Regions from separate parts of the Homo sapiens genome. Here region 1 is linked to region 2. A link is a loop called in an ENCODE intact Hi-C map of the cell type or tissue named here. Cell type or tissue: psoas muscle. All regions are shown on one strand.

Region 1 (8,000 bases), 660 kb before region 2:
TCCTTTAAAATTTGTTGATGCATCATTTATGGCCTATAGTATGGTCACTTCTGGATAATGTTTAAAGCACATTTGAGAAGAATGTGTATTCTGTTGTTGGGTGAGAAGCAGTATATATTTAAATTTAATTGGGATTAAAAAAAAAAACCTTGTGGCAAATCACTTTGCAAAGCAGACTTACTTTATAAATATGTTGCCCTTTTGTTTTAAAGCCAGATTTTAAAGTACAGCTTGAAAATAGGTTATATTTCAGAAGTTAGTTTAGATGAGGTATTTGGAACTTGGAAAGAATTTTACAAGTAAGTATCAGTAATTCGTCTTATGGGTAAACTGTTCATCCATCTAGAATCAGTATGTTTTAAAAGAAGAATCATGAAAATAAAAATTAAAGTTTTCAGTGAAGTAGAAAAGGTAATTCAGACGATTAAAATTATCCTTAAGATTTCAAGTAATATATAGGTAATGAGAAATGAAACTGTTTGAAAAATAAATAGAAATGATAGGAATTTTGAATTATCAGAAGTTGGGAGTACTTTTACATTTCCTGCTTAATAAAATGGGCCTGAGTTACACAAAATATTTCAGCTTAGTCAAATTTTCGCTAGGTTGGGAATTATAATCTCTGTAAATGGGGCCTTTGTGTCAGCAAGAGCTTAAGACGTAAAAGCTCCTCTGTTCCTTGTAATAACCGAGCGGGGCAGGTTCTGGCCTTACCTCCATTTTATACCTGAGGAAACTGAGGCACAGAGGTCCAGACCTTGGCAAGGTCATGCTGTTCCTGAGCTCGGGTTTGAAGCCAGCTGTTCGAGTCCCAGGTGTGTGCTCCCACGCTCTTACTGTCACCTCCACTCTTAGTGGGTGAGGGATGGAAAATAGGGCTCCAAGTGCTGTATGATTAAGCCTGATTAGTGGCGAATGAAACCCGCACTTCCCAGATAAACTGCAGGAGTCCCAGGAAGTGCCCTACCAGCCCCTTGACTGGCTGGGAACATTCCCCTTCCAGTGACCTTGGCAGGACCGACGCCCTTGGATGAGCGGCTCCAGGTGTAGCTCAGGCATTTATTCCAGCCCCATTGCCAGGGCACTGCCATCTCGAGGGGTTCTGAAATGCTGCTTGGAGAGGAGAGAAAAGTGTTGAAGTCGGATTGTTTAGATCAGTGCTGGCCAATAGACAAAGCAAGCCCCATGTGAAATTTTCCCTTTTCTAGGGACCATGTTAAAAGAGTAAAGAGAAACAGGGGAAAACTGATTCTAATAATATGTCCTAAATACAATTTTGAAATGTAATGAATATTTAAAAATTGAGATATTTTACATTCTTTTTTCATACCAAATCTTTGAAATCAAGTGTGCCTTTTACACTGACGGCACCTCTCAATTCACACGAGCCCTGTTTTCTGTGCTCAGTAATTGCATGTGACTCGTGGCTCCCACACTGATCAGTGTGGGTTTAGATAGTAGCTAAATGGTGACATAACAGCCCCACTAATGCTGACCATCCCCTTCCCCTAGATGGCAAGAGACTTCTGGGGCCCCAGTGGCTGGACTATGACTGTGACCGAGCTGTGATCGAGGACTGGGTGTTCAGGGTCCCCCATGTGGCCATATTCCTGAGTGTGGTCATTTGCAAGGGCTTTCTCATCCTGTGCTCGTCTCTTGATCTGACTACCCTGGTCCCTGAGCGTCAAGTGGACCAGGGCAGGGGTTTTGAGAGCATCCTGGATGTCCTCTCTGTCATGTACATCAACGCCCAGCTGCCTCGGGAGCAGCGGCACCGCTGGTGCCTGCTCTTTTCGTCTGAGCTCCATGGACACAGCTTCTCCCAGCTCTGTGGCCACATCACTCACCGGGGACCCTGTGTGGCTGTCCTCGAGGACCATGACAAGCATGTGTTCGGTGGGTTTGCCTCTTGCTCTTGGGAGGTGAAGCCTCAGTTTCAAGGTAAGACTTGGTGTCCTGAACCTTGACGAGTGGCACAGCACGGGCAAAGAGCTCTGGAGAAAGGGAGAGGGTGGGGGTGCTAAATAGGGCTCTCCCATCTTCTCCAAGTGTTTCTCTAGACGCAGTCGGGGCGATAGGAAAATGTGATGCTGCTCTATGGTGTTTATCACATCAGAGTTCTTCAGGACAGGCCGTGTGACCCCCAGTTTTCAGGCGAGGACACGGGCCCAGTTATTACACGGTGCCGGGTCTATGGGGCGTGGGAGAAGTCAAGCCACAGATGCCTCCGAGGGGACCAGGAGATGGTAATTGGTTCAGATCGGACATTTTCCTTCCCTGGGCCTTCCTGCCCCTGCCCCCACCGCCACGCGTTTGCTTGTTGGAATTTGGAAGCTTTGTGCATGACCTTGAATGCACTGGATGAAAGGTTCTAAGTAAATTCTTTTCCTTCCCTCAAGGAAGAATACTCTGATGAAAAGAGTCCTTTAAAAATATTTAAAACACAGGCCAGGTGCAGTGGCTCACACCTGGAATCCCAGCATTTTGGGAGGCTGAGGCAGGAGGATCACTTGAACCCAGGAGTTTGAGACCAGCATGGGCAACATAGTGAGACCTTGCCTCTATCTTAAAAAAAAAAAAAAAATAATAAGGCTGGGCGTGGTGGCTCAAGCCTGTAATCCCAGCACTTTGGGAGTCCGAGGCAGGTGGATCACTTGAGGTCAGGCATTTGAGACCAGCCTGGTGAACGTGGTGAAACCACGTCTCTACTGAAAGTACACAAATTAGATGGGTGTGGTGGCGCATGCCTGTAATCCCAGCTACGTGGGAGGCTGAGGCATGAGAATTGCTTGAACCTCGGAAGCAGAGTTGCAGTGAGCCGAGATCATACCACCGCACTCCAGCCTGAGCAACAGAGCGAGACTCCATCTCTAGATAGATAGATAGATAGATAGATAGGTAGATAGATGGATGGATGGATGGATGGATGGATAGATAGATAGTTTTTGAAATGTTTACAGATGCGTCGCCCATCAGTGGGCTGTCCTCTGTACTTGAGAGTGGGCCACCATCCCCAGGGTTTGCCTTTGGCATTCCCCGGTACATCCTGTATCTTACCCCGCACCTCTGGAATCGTCATTTCTCCACCAGGCAGAGGTTCTGAAGGCCGGGAACTGTGTCCAGGTGGAGTTGCCCTTGCAGGAGAGCTTTCAGCAGAGGCTAGGTGGCATCTGGCTGGAATAGGTAGCAGGGGTCACCAGGTTGAGGGTTGGGCACCTCTATCTCCTAGATTGCATTGTTTCTAGGGTTTGATTTATATCTAGGTTTCAGGATGTTCTAGATCTTTATCTTAGTTCTGGGAATGGTGGGAATTCTCCCCAAATCAAAGTTTCCAGGTGCCAGCCCAGGGCCGGCCCTGCAGGTGGGCCTTTCTAGAGACAGCAGCCTCAGCCTTGCCACGGCCACTCTCTTCTGCACACCCACCTTGCCCTGCCTCCATGTCACAGGCATAGGGCATGTGCCCACCAGCCCAGCCTCGGGCTCCGGGGAAATTACACATTGCTCTGCCTCACTGCATGGCTGAAGGCTCGGCTTTAGGATATGAAGAGACCCTGAGCATCATGATCAGGGTAAAGCTGCTGCTCCCTCCAGAGCCTTTAATGTTAATTTCAGATGGACTCTGCTGGCTCTTTATGTTTTATTAACAAGCAGACTTAATCTTGCTGAAGCATGTGGGAAAAATGCAGTGGCCAAGTTTTCAAACCCGAGTTCATTCTGTTGCAGTACGTGTCCATACTCACGAAACAACAGCAGAGGGCAGCCTCACACCACGCATGGTACAAATCCGTGGACTGTGGGTCAAGTTCGGAGAGCGTGCTGTCCGCTTGTCCTGGAAATAATGACCTCTAATATCTGAGACTTTAAGTGATTTAATAGCTGTGGGACAAACAATGAAGGCAAATGCTGGGGAGGGTGGCCACCTCCTTGAGTACAGAGGATATTTCCCTGCGGGGTAATGTGGCTTCGTAAACCTTTTTAAAGGACTGTTTTCATCAGAGTGTTTTTGCTTGAGGAAAGAAGAACTGATTATACTTAGAGCCTTTTGGCTTGTGTTTTCTGTGCAATCATTGAAAAGGCCCAAGGCTTTGGATTGAACACAGGATTTTGAGTCCCAGCTCTAGCCCTGGGCAAGGTGATTGATTCATTTTCTGGGCCTCAGCTCCTCAGAATTACACGAAACCATGCTGTGTGGGCAGGCAGCTCCTCGGCGGCCGAGCGTCAGGTGCTGGTGGCCGCACGCTTGGGTATTGTTTTATGGGAATGAGATAAGGAGTCCTCGTTGTTGGTGTCACTTTTTTCCACAGATAATCATAACTCATCAGGTCCTTGCCCTGTATTCTGGGAATGATGCTTCCCCCTCCTGGCTTTCCCTATGGAGAACAGCCCTTGGGGGTGGACTAGGATCTGGGCCTATCGCAGCTGAGGCCTGAACTCTGTGGCCCTGCGACCTTGCTCCGCAGCAAGACGGGCTCAGGATTGCAAAGCAAAGGGCCGCTTACCTGAAGTCCAGTCGGGGAGAGCGGGGCGGGGGCAGTGCAGACGGGTGTGACCCAGCTGTTCATGGCGGCGTCTAAACCTGCCCTCAAGCCTCTGGGGCTGCTGAAACCCAGTGAAGCAAGCCTGAGTCTGTAGCCCAGAGTAAAGCCCTTCACTTAGCTGGTTCCAGTGGAACTTTCTAGCCTAACTATCCTCCTTCCTCCACCCGATGCTCTCAAGCCCCACTGTTCCGTACCTGTCCCACACCTTGTCCTCATGGGATCCCTTCTCCATGGGGACTCTTGCCCCAGCCAGCTCTGTTTCAGGGCCTCCCTCTTGACCTCGGAAGCTGCCTCCCAGAAGCCTCCCAGACCCTGATGGCAGAGGCCCCCCAGCGATCTTTCTAGATTGGAGCCTTGGGCGGTGTCAGCCCACACTCTACAGACTGAGCCCTGTTGGCTTGCTCGGGGCCATCGTCCTCTTCCAGCCTCCTGGTCTTGGTGCCCCCTTCTTATCTGCGTTCCATCATGGTGCCCCCAATTTGCTTCCTGTGACTTCTTTCCCACCTGATGAATAGCCCAACCCCAAATTCCCATGAGCTTGTTTCTCTGCAGCCTTCCAGCTTGTTGTGACAGTTGTGTATGCTGGTGTCGAGGCGGGCAGCCCTTCCGGCCAAGTCCTCAGAACATGGTGGGAAGTGTCCCTCGCTGGGAGCTCCGAGGACGAGGCCTGGCCTACGGCCCTGTCCCCAGTGCTGAGGTGCTTATGGAGTGGAGGAGTCTCTGAGACTGGGGACCCATAGTTTCCAGAGTTTTGACTGGTACCTTTCTTTTAATGGCCTGTGTGCCCACCCCATGCCTTTGGGCGAGGGTAAACTACTTCCTTTCGTAGGCCGTGCCCCTGGGGACAGCTCTGCAGCTGCAGGTTTTCTCTCTCTGCATGGTACGTTCTTTCAGGCCGGGGTCAGCACTACGCAGCGTCACTTGCCTGCTCAGGTAGGCTGTGCTGGAGGCCTCAGTCTCTGCGGAGTGACCACCTGCCCCGTGCTCATAAGCTAAAGGAAGCCTGCTCTTTCTGGCTCGGATGTGCTTGGCCAGCCTGAACTGATTCCAGCAGACAGTGGGCAGAGTTCTGATCTCTGCTCCCCTGGCCAGAGCTAAAAGATGTCCCATTCCTTATTAGCTGTCCCTCTAATCCCTGCATCCCCAGCTCATCCACCTGGGTCCCTAGCAGCTTGTCCCAAACCCTGATCTGCCGACACCTGGACATGGGTGAGAAGGGTCTTGGCCCTGTTGCTTCCTGAGCTGCAGCTTACCGGCATTTCCGGCCCTGTGGGACCGGCTCAGACACCGACCCTGTTTGTTTTGTTCTCTGGCTACTTTCAGGGGACAACAGATGCTTCCTGTTCTCCATCTGCCCCAGCATGGCTGTGTACACACACACGGGCTACAACGACCACTACATGTACTTGAACCATGGACAGCAGACGATCCCGAACGGACTGGTGAGCCCGGGCAGAGCGTGGTGGTCTTGCCTTGGTGATGTCCCCCAGCAAAGGTGTCAACCCCGAGGCTCAGCTCCACAGATCAGGGCAGGGCGCGTGGCATTCAGTTCCTCACGCACGCCATGTCCAGTTCCTTCTGTTTCCAGGGCCGGTGCTGGGGGCAGTGACAGCTGGGCCAGGGTTTCCCTTAGAGAAGGATGTGGCCTCTGCTGGGGCTTCTCAGTGGTTTGTGTGCAGATGGCACACTTGGCCCATTTTTCTGGCCCTCAGATGATTGGTTTGTAGCCTTTGTGGCTAGGGATGGTGTCAGCGCCAGACCTGTCCCTGCGCGTCGCTGGCCTGCCTCATACGTGGGAGTGCTGGACCAAGGGGAATGGACGGCCGGCAGCTCATGAGACAGCATGTGGGGCCCCAGTTGGGGTGACCGTGGCTCCTGTCCAGCCCTCGCTTCAGCTTGGTGACATGGCACAGGAAGCAGGGGGAAGCGGGGGAGGCCTAGGCCGGGTGCAGGGAGTGGGTGGGCACGGGTCCAGGCAGGCCCGAGGGCAGGAGTTGGGGCAGCATCCACGCCGAAGCTCAGCTTGCTCCTGCCAGCTCCCCTGCTGATTTCTTTCCTCTGCTGCTTGACAGAAAGCTCTTTTCTTTTCTTTTTTTTCTTTTTGAGATGGAGTCCACTCTTGTCCAGGCTGGAGTGCAGTGGCGCGATCTCGGCTCACTGCAAGCTCCGCCTCCCAGGTTCACGCCATTCTCCTGCCTCAGCCTCCCAAGTAGCTGGGACCACAGGCACCCGCTATCACGCCTGGCTAATTTTTTTGTATTTTTAGTAGAGACGGGGTTTCACCATGTTAGCCAGGATGGTCTCCATCTCCTGACCTCGTGATCCACCCGCCTTGGCCTCCTAAAGTGCTGGGATTACAGGCGTGAGCCACTGCGCCCAGCTGACAGAAAGCTCTTATTGGGAAAATCCAGCCCTGTTTCTGCAGAGCTGAGGGCAGAGAAGGCTGGTCCGATATAGGGACCAGCGTCCTTCCCAGGCTTACCACACTGCTGCCCTGGAGAGAGGGAGGGGCGTGGCCAGGCCACCTAGAACACCTGGCACCTTCTGGAAAGGGCGGTCTGGTGGCGGCAGGAGTGAGGGTGCCAGCCTCACAGGCAGCACCCGGCAGGCCCCGGTCATCGCTCGTCATTGGCCCTGAGAGAGCGGCTCCGCGTGTCAACTCTGGGCAGTGTGCTCGGGTCTCTGGTTGCCCAAGGTCAGAACTAGGGCGTGCCAGGTGTTACAGGCCTACCAGGGACCAGAGGAGGTTCTCTGCAGGGTGAGATTGAACAGCTCAGAGCCCAGCCATGTGACTGAGGGTGGAAGGCACAGGGGTTCGCATCCGCCTCCGGGTCTGCCTCCGCATCCTGTAAGCCACACACTCGGAGCTGAGTTTCCCAGCCTGTCTTGGGGTGAGGATCGCTGCCCGGAAGCGGGGCACTGGGGCCCCAACACAGGGGGTTTGCAGTGTCAGCTTCTGTGTTCACCTCTCCCCTTATCTTAACTGGGCGGGGCCCTGGGCCCTGGAGGTCTCTTTCTCTATATATATTTAACATTTTTAATTCTCTGATGTCACTTGTGCTTTCAGCCAGCAAATCTTCTTGAGAAAGAGCCATGGGGTGGGTGTCTGGAGACATAGATGACTGTTCTAGTAACTTGGCATGGGATGCTTAAATGGCAGTAATTGATATATTTCACAGTTAAGGAAAACAAGATGATGGCATTCACCACTCACCCGCCCCTGTCTCAGGCTGGTACTTAAGGCGAGAGGCTGGCTTGTGGTATTTGATGTCCACAGACCCTGAGGAGTTGCTGATGCTATTCTCTGTCCTGGCTTCCTTTGCAGGGTATGGGGGGGCAGCACAATTACTTTGGGCTTTGGGTGGATGTTGATTTTGGGAAAGGACACAGCAGAGCCAAGCCCACGTGCACCACGTACAACAGCCCGCAGCTGTCGGCTCAGGAGAACTTCCAGTTTGATAA
Region 2 (8,000 bases):
CCTATTGGTTTGACCCAGCATCAAGGGGGTCTGTGCTACCCGCTACTGAAGCCTTCCTCCCCGAGGCATTCCACAGCAAGTCACTCCCTCTACTGCTGGCTATGATTTCTCAGCAGTTATCCCGCATACTTGGGAATTTTTGTGGCACCTACAACTTACTCACCAACACAACATTCTATGAATGCTAAATATACCTGTTAATGAGGTTGGTATAATGGTATCTTTTGTAGATATTGATTCAAACGTGTTGGACCTCGGAATTTCACTTTGGTATCAATACCATCCCCTTCCCCACAAAAGTCTCTCATAAATGTACAGGTCCTGAGAAGTCCGTAGGCCCCAGCGCTGGGCCGTTTACACCTAATGAGTAAAGTGGCTTCGTCTCGGATGTCCCACCACAGACTCCGCCCCGCAACAGGGAGCCCAGGCTGCCGCCTCCTACAGCTGTGATTTCGAAAAAGAAACGCACCTTGGTACCGACGCTGGGAAAAGCACTCTGCTTGGCCTGCCTCACCACGTGGCCACCTTCAGATCAGGGTTGGGGGGCCTGTCATGTGACCTGAATAACTCATATGACTTTTTGCCAGAGTCACATGGAAGACAGCCCTACTTCAGCTTCTGCATTAGCCACGGTGATTTCTCAGCGGTATGGAGTCAGGCTTTTGCTGCAATGATGCGGCGTCCCTAAACTGACCAGACATGAAACGGAGGCGCCCCCCCATACGCAGCACTGGCCAGGCACAGCCCCTCCGCTCCAGCATGCGCACGTGGCTGGGACGCTCAGCTCCAGCATCTCAGGCAGGGACCTAGGATGGGGCGGGCTCTGTCATCCCCGCTCTTATCCCATTGGATCAACCAAGTCACATGGCCACGCCCAGGGCAAGAGTTTGTGGCCGACACTCCGCTCACCGCGCGCTCCTGTCTACACAACAGGGGAGCCAGGACCTGCCACACGAATGCAACCAGCCCGTTGCCTGCGGTTGAGCCTGGTGACCGTGAACTGGGATTGCCCTCCTGGCTCTGCGGTGCCACCCCCTTGGCCGGACTGCCATAGGGCAGAATGCAATTGACAGACTCACCTTTAGAATACGAATCTGTCATTCTGGGACCCTCGGGAAGTGGTGCGGGGACCTTGTGAGCGTCCCTCTCTCAGGACCCCTGCAGCTCCATCACCATGGGGAAATGGCGGGAAATGTAGGACACGGCTGTCCTGCCTGTTGGGGAATTAAGAAAACAGAAGACAAAATTGATTATACAGGTTATGCGTGAACGTATGTGCCTGTTAAAAAATGCAAACAGTAAAGCAATGTACAAAATAAAATGAAATCACCCTTTTCCCCGCCTCCCTGTAGGTAGACGCTGTGATGTCATCTTTCAGTGCTGATTTACTTGCACGCCTTCGTTCTACTTGAAAAATGGGACTGCAAGCAAAAGATTAAGGGGCATGGAGGGAGGAGGCAGGAGCGGGCCAGGGAGCAGGTCACTCAGGCCTGGCCGGTGCCTCAGCCTCCCTGTGCACTTGTGCACATTCCTCTAGGATACAGGCCCAGCCACCCCAGTGAGTCCCAAAGCCTCTGTCTGTGGGCTGGTTAGGAGGAGGAGGCTTTTCACCTTCCCAGGCTGCTGTTGGCCTCCTGGAGCTTCTGGAATCACACAGAGATGAAGGTTTCTAAAAATCTACCGAGGGCCAGGAGCGGTGGCTCAGGCCTGTAATCCCATCACTTAGGGAGGATGAGGAGGGCAGATCACTTGCGGTCATGGGTTTGAGAGCAGCCTGGCCAACATGGTGAAACCCCATCTCTACTAAAAATACAAAATCAGTCGGGCGTGGTGGCGCACGCCTGTAATCCTAGCTACTCAGGAGGCTGAGGCAAGAGAATTGCTTGAACCTGGGAGGTGGAGGTTACAGTGAGATCACATTATCGCACTCCAGTCTGGGCGACAAGAGTAAAACCCTGTTTCAGATAAATAGATAGATAAAAAAAAAAAAAAAATCTACCAGGATTCCTTATGCTGACGTGCAATTTGATGCCACATGTCAGAGGGGATGGTTGTGCTTGCTACGTGGGGCCTCAATGTAGTGAGGACTGAGCCCCTATTCATTCTTGCTGGTGTCAAGGGACCCAGTGCTTGTCCAGGGGCTGGTGCATCTCTATCATCTCGTAATAGTCAGGTGCAGAGTGCCTTCTTTCCTAGGCTTGTGCCCTCACCCAGTCACATGGGCTGAGGAGTGGGGAGGATGGTGGTCTAGGTAGGATAGCTCAGGTCCCAGAGGCCTTCACTCCAGTCCCAGGGGACAGGCTGTTCAAAGAGGTCAGCTGATCCTCTGACCTCTCCCTTATCTTCAAGACGGAGGTCTCAGCCCCCTTCTCTAGTCTTAGCCAGGACAGAGTATTCTGAGGGTCTCTCCATCAATGAGACTGGGCCATGAAAATGATGAGCCCTTGACCTGTTCTGACTCACTCACCCTCTGCCCTGCCAGAGGCGGGCACTGCCATTGGCTTCTCTGCTCTCCCATCTTCCAAGGAGGATCTGGCTTGGACTGACCATTTTAAGGGGTGCTTTCATGAAGTAGAATCTGGAGGTGAGTCGGAGGATGAAAAGGGCTGCAGGTTCCTGGGACAAGATGGTGAGGTGTTCCTGGGCACAGACACACCTGGGGGAGTGAGGGGTCCAGGGAGGCTCACGGAGAGACTGGAACCCTATTGTTGGGCCCGCGTGGCCTCTTCACAGCAGCGGAAAACTGAAATAAAGACTTGTGCAGTTTCTCAGACAGCAACGCCATCCCGAGTCTGCCTCACATGGGTCCCAGCCTGCACACCCTCTGTGAATAGTGTGGATGGGATAGGAGTGCCCTGGGAGATGAGAAGGGATGCACTGCAAAGCTGGGGGTGGGGTAATCGCTGATTGAAGAAGAGGAGAGAAACTCACTCCATAGCCTCGAGGAGCAGATATGACAGCGCAGAAATCTGGGCTCCACCAACTACAAATTGCGGGACCCTGTACTAAGAGTTTTCCAAGCTGCAAGCACTGTGTCGTACTCCCAGTCACTAGCACAAAGCTCCCCATTGACCATCGTGGCACTGTAGGGGCCCGTATTCATTTCCCAGGGCCACTGCAACAAAATGCCCCAAACTGAGGGGCTTACAACCCCAAACTGAGGAGCTTACAACCTCAAACTGAGGGGCTTACAACAGAAGACACTTACCCTTTCATAGTTCTGGAGGGCAGAAGTCCAAAATCAAGGTGTCTACAAATCCATGCTCCCGGGAAGATCCTTCCCGCCCCTCCAGCTCCTGATGGTTCCTGGAGACACTTGGTGATCGTTGATGTTCCCTGGCTCCCAGCTGCGTCACTCCAGTCTCTGCCTCCATCATCACGTGGCCTTCTCCCTGGGTGTTTCCTATCTGTGAAAATTACCTTCTTAGAAGGACTCTAGTCATTGGATTTAGGGCCCACCCTAATTCAGCATGACCTAATCTCAACTTGATTACATATGCAAAGAACCTGTTTCCAAATAAGATCACATTCACAGGCAGCGGGAGTTAGGACTTCCACACGTTTCTGGGGGGACACAATCTATATAGTGACCTTCCCATGTCCCCTGCCTTTGTCACTTCTGTAAACTCTGGCCTGACATCTGACCACCAGCAGCTGTGCTTCTTTGCTTGAGAGCTTTCTGTTGCCGCTGGATTTCACGCTACCATCCGTTCCAGGGAATTGGCACCACTGCGTGCCCACCTCTCCACCCCAGCAGCCCCCAACCATGACTGACAGGTGTTGGTATATAAGTCCCGCAGGCCCCCTTGGGTGGGAAGACTAAAAAAAACACCAATTTTCAACATTTGCTCATATATGGCAATAAGATAAAGTGGGATGTGGACTGATTAGCGGGTCAGAGGATCTGGGTCGAATGCCAGTTCGCCTCTTACCAGCTGTGCTACCTTGGGCAAGTTCATTCATTCATTCATTCAACAAATAAATATTGGTAGGGTGTGCCAGCCAATGTCCAGGATACTAGGGAGTCAATGAAGGCAAAAACAGTTCTTGCCTTCTTGGTGCTTACAGGCTAGTGAGGGAGAAAGACAATCAAAGAGTCACACAGATACACATACCACCATGATAGAAGCTCTGAAAAGAACAAGCTGGTATGAAAGCAGAAACCACAGCACCAGGCCAGGTGTGCAAGATTTGAGCAAAGCTCCCTGAGGACGTGATGTCTGACTTGAGATGTACCTATACCGAGCTGTTCGCCAAGTGAAGGAGCTGTGCGGTGGGAGGATGGGATTTCTGCCAAAAACAACAGCACAAGCAAAGGTCCTGGGGTGGAAGGGAGGCCAGCACGTCCCAGAGACAGCTTGCAGAGCATGATTTACTCTTCTGTTTAGAAACAAAAGAATATATAAAAATGCCCAACTTTCAGATTATCGGGAAAATCGAATGAAACACGGCACAGGAAAGTCCCTATCAAACATCCTTCCTTACAGCCTTGGGAAAATCATGCAGGGGTCTGAAGCTTCTCATCCTGGGAGCGGGGTGGGGCAAGGGGGAAATTAGACCGTCCCCGAAAGCGATTACTTCATGCTGCCTCTTTATTTGCATGCAGGTCATGTGCCTCTTAGGTATCATTTCTTGGGGCGTTGTTTACTTTAGTTCTGAGACTCAGGAGTAAATTATGCAGGTTCCCTGCCAGACCTTCTAGCAAAGTTGTCCTCTGGGTTTGGGGCCTTGCCCGAATCCTGGGGCTTTAGTTGCACAACGCTGCCCTCTGCTGGCCACAGATGGAAGTCTGGGCGCGGCTACTGAGCAGGGCAGGCCACGGTACTACGTGGGTGGCCTTCATCCTGGTTTTGCTCTGTTTTCGCGTGGAGATGGGGCTTCCACTCACACTGAACAGTCAGTCTGCTTCTCTTCCTCTCTTCTCTCCTCTTCCTTTCACCCACTGAATGAGTGCTTAAGCCCCGCCCTAAGCATGGCACGTTCATAATCTTATTGCAATCTGCACAAAAACCTGGAGGAAATTATTGCTATCCCCTTCGCAGAAATGACAGTCAGGAGGCTTGCGGTGACCAGGTGACTTTCCCAAGATTATGAGCAATAAAGCTGGAAAACAGGGCTGGCCTCTGGGGTCTGTGACCTACGCACAGGGCCCTGTGCTCGGTTTAATGCTCTGCCGTTGTTATCTTGAGATTCCTAATAGTTTCTGAACACAAGACGCTGCATTTCTTGGGCAGGCGTGGTGGCTCACGCCTGTAATCCCAGCACTTTGGGAGGCCGAGGCAGGCAGATCGCCTGAGGTCAGGAGTTCGAGACCAGCCTGGCCAACATGGTGAAACCCCCGTCTCTACTAAAACTACAAAAATTAGCAGGGCATGGTGGCGGGTGCCCGTAATTCCCAGCTTCTTGGGAGGCTGAGGCAGGAGAATCGCTTGAACCCGGGAGGCAGAGGTTGCAGTAAGCCAAGATAATGCCACTGCATTCCAGCCTGGGCCACAGAGTGAGACTCGGTCTCAAAAAAAAAAAAATAAAATAAAATAAAAAAATAAAAATAAATAAATAAATAAAAAGACCCTGCATTTCCGTTTTGCACTGGGCCTGGCAAGTTTGTGTCTGCCCTGCTGTTGGAGCTGTGGGTTCCAACCAGGCCTGCTTCACTGCAACCCCAGTGCTTTCCTGTCTCCTCCAGGGCTCTTTCTAGAAGGCACACCTGGCAGCTCAACGTTTAACTTCCAAGAAGGCGCTCCATTACGTACGGGATAATGCGTCTTATTTCCTAACGCCGGGATTCTCACCCTGGCTGGACACCCAGGGGAGGGAGGACTTTGGCAAAATACTAATGATGTGGGCATGATGAATGCTGCACGTGGGGCCCTAGCATTGCTGTGTGTAAAAGTTTTCCAGGTGATTCTAATGAGTAGGTAGAATACAGCACCATTGGTGTAGGGCCTGGCACAGTTCCTGGCATTCAGTGGGTGTTTAATAAATGTTTTCCAACTTTTTAGAGCACCGAATTGACTGGAGGGCTTATGCTGAGAATTAAACTGAGTCGTGAAGAAGAAGAGACTCACCTTTGGGTTCCATGTTGGCGTCAGACTAGGAGCTCGGAGTTTGCCAGGCAATGGGGGAAGCTACCTGGGGCTGGCTGGAGAGGGAGAGAGAGTGGGAAAGACTTGGAAATTAGGTGCACCTTCCTGAATATTTGGAGCTTGGTGAGCCTTAAATTTACGTAGCCTGTAAATAGCACCTGATCCCACTTAGGTAGCTCTTCTCCCCCATCCTCAATTCCAGTTCTTTGATGAGTGGGTTAATCCCATGCCTGGTCTCAGTGTAGGGTGCTGAACCAGGCCTGGCCGATGAGATTATTCCACTCCTCTTGGCTGGCTTCCGTGACTGGCTCAGAGATAGGCATATACCCCAAATCAGACCAAGGAGATGCAACCTTGGGACATTTGCGGGAACTTTGGGAAACAACCAGGGAAGCTGTTGTTGTCCAGGGGTTGATGCCTGAGGGGTTTGAATGCAGCTGGAACTGCTTGTGGCCATCTTTCCATGGTGGCCAAGGCATCATACAGGATGGTAGAGTTGAGTGGCAGCAGCCATTCCTGATGAATTTGAGCAGCTGGATCAGCAATGTCTGAATTGACCCCCAAACCCCAGCTTCCAAGTGTCAACAAATGCCCTTTCTTGCTTCAGTGCCTTGAGGTAGATTACTGGCCACTTGCAGCTGAAAGCAAGTGATAAAGAATGTAAATATCCTGAAGAGAATTTCCTGTCCCTTGGTTCCTGAATCACCTTATAGGGATTTGCAGGGAGCTGAATATTCAGTCCGGAGTGAGAGATGCATTCAAGGAGCAAATGGCACTGTTACCCGAGTCAGTCTTGTCTTCAGTCAAGATGACATCCTGAGATCCTGAGATCTTTCCCCCCAATCAGTACAACAGCAGACCTTTGATACTGACTCTATAGGATCCTTTTTTTAAAAAAATTTTATTTATTTATTTATTTTTGTCCGACCACAGCTTGCCAGGATATGCATCTATCCAATGATCAAATGTTTGCTGAGCATCTACTTCGTGCCGGGCACTGTGCTGGTACAGAACTTGTGAAGATGACAATGTTTCCAGGTCAGCCCAGAGAAGCCAGTGCAGCCCATTAGACGATTTTCAGAATCATGGGCTGCAGAGTATGGAAGCATTCTATTTATTCAATTATTATTTCATGTAAGCAGTTGTAAGAATATTTAAACCTACTGCACACGTTAATAAACAGATACATAGTAGGTAGCCAAATTTTACCACACTAGTCATGAGACAAAACTGACACAAAGGAATGTGCAATATTTTTTTTTTTGAGATAGGGTCTCATTATGTTGCAGTGGCACGATCTTAGCTCACTGCAACCTCTACCTCCTGGTGTCAAGTGATTCTCCCACCTCAGCCTCCCAAGTAGCTAGGATTATGCAGGCATGAGCCACCACACCTGGCTAATTTTTGTATTTTTTGGTAGAGATGGGATTTCACTGTGTTGGCCAGGCTGGTCTTGAACTCCTGACCTCAAGTGATCCACCTGCCTCGTAAAATGCTGGGATTGCAGGCATGAGTCACCGCACCCAGCCGGTGCAATAATTTTTAAAACAAATTTTGGCTGCTGGTGTTACTGCCAGGGAAAAATGGATATTTCCACAAGGACTCTGATGGCAATGCTGGCCTCTTGAAGGGCTTTGAATGTTGATAATACAGGTTCTTTGAGGACAGTTTGCTTTTGAGACACTGGCCCCTCTCAGGGCGAGCCTGGAACCTTCCTCTCCTGGCAGTCTCTTGTGACCTGTGCCATGGCAGAGTCAGAAAGATCATACATCAAGCAGAGTCATATGTTAGTAGTTGACTGTAGGTAGTATGCAGGTGTTCACTGTAGAAATTCTTTTAGTTTTGTTGAATGTTTAAAATTTTTCAAAATAAAATGTTGGAAAAAATGAACTTGATTCAAATTTATTTCCCTCC

What was found. A loop is a pair of places that touch in the nucleus more often than their neighbours do. Peaks named below come from ENCODE experiments on the same cell type or tissue, not always from the same donor. Only the 100,000 strongest peaks of a DNase experiment are listed, where the experiment ranks them.
Region 1: it touches region 2 in a loop (3-fold over the local background); 11 of 110 quality-filtered maps call a loop at or near these places.

The regions. Positions count from the first base shown.
Region 1 is chr16:84,480,572-84,488,571 of GRCh38, reverse strand. MEAK7 (MTOR associated protein MEAK7) reads left to right here. Exons shown (of 8, transcript NM_020947.4): 5 at 1,513-1,941; 6 at 5,862-5,980; 7 at 7,864-8,000. Among named protein-coding and RNA genes, the nearest start is that of ATP2C2-AS1, 17 kb to the right of the region's middle. RefSeq lists an enhancer at 4,808-5,309. In psoas muscle, a CTCF peak has its summit at 3,754 (motif pointing right); a DNase peak (open chromatin) is centred at 3,766.
Region 2 is chr16:83,823,049-83,831,048 of GRCh38, reverse strand. No RefSeq gene overlaps it. Among named protein-coding and RNA genes, the nearest start is that of HSBP1, 19 kb to the right of the region's middle. In psoas muscle, a CTCF peak has its summit at 4,786 (motif pointing left); a DNase peak (open chromatin) is centred at 4,748; H3K27ac peaks cover 408 bases.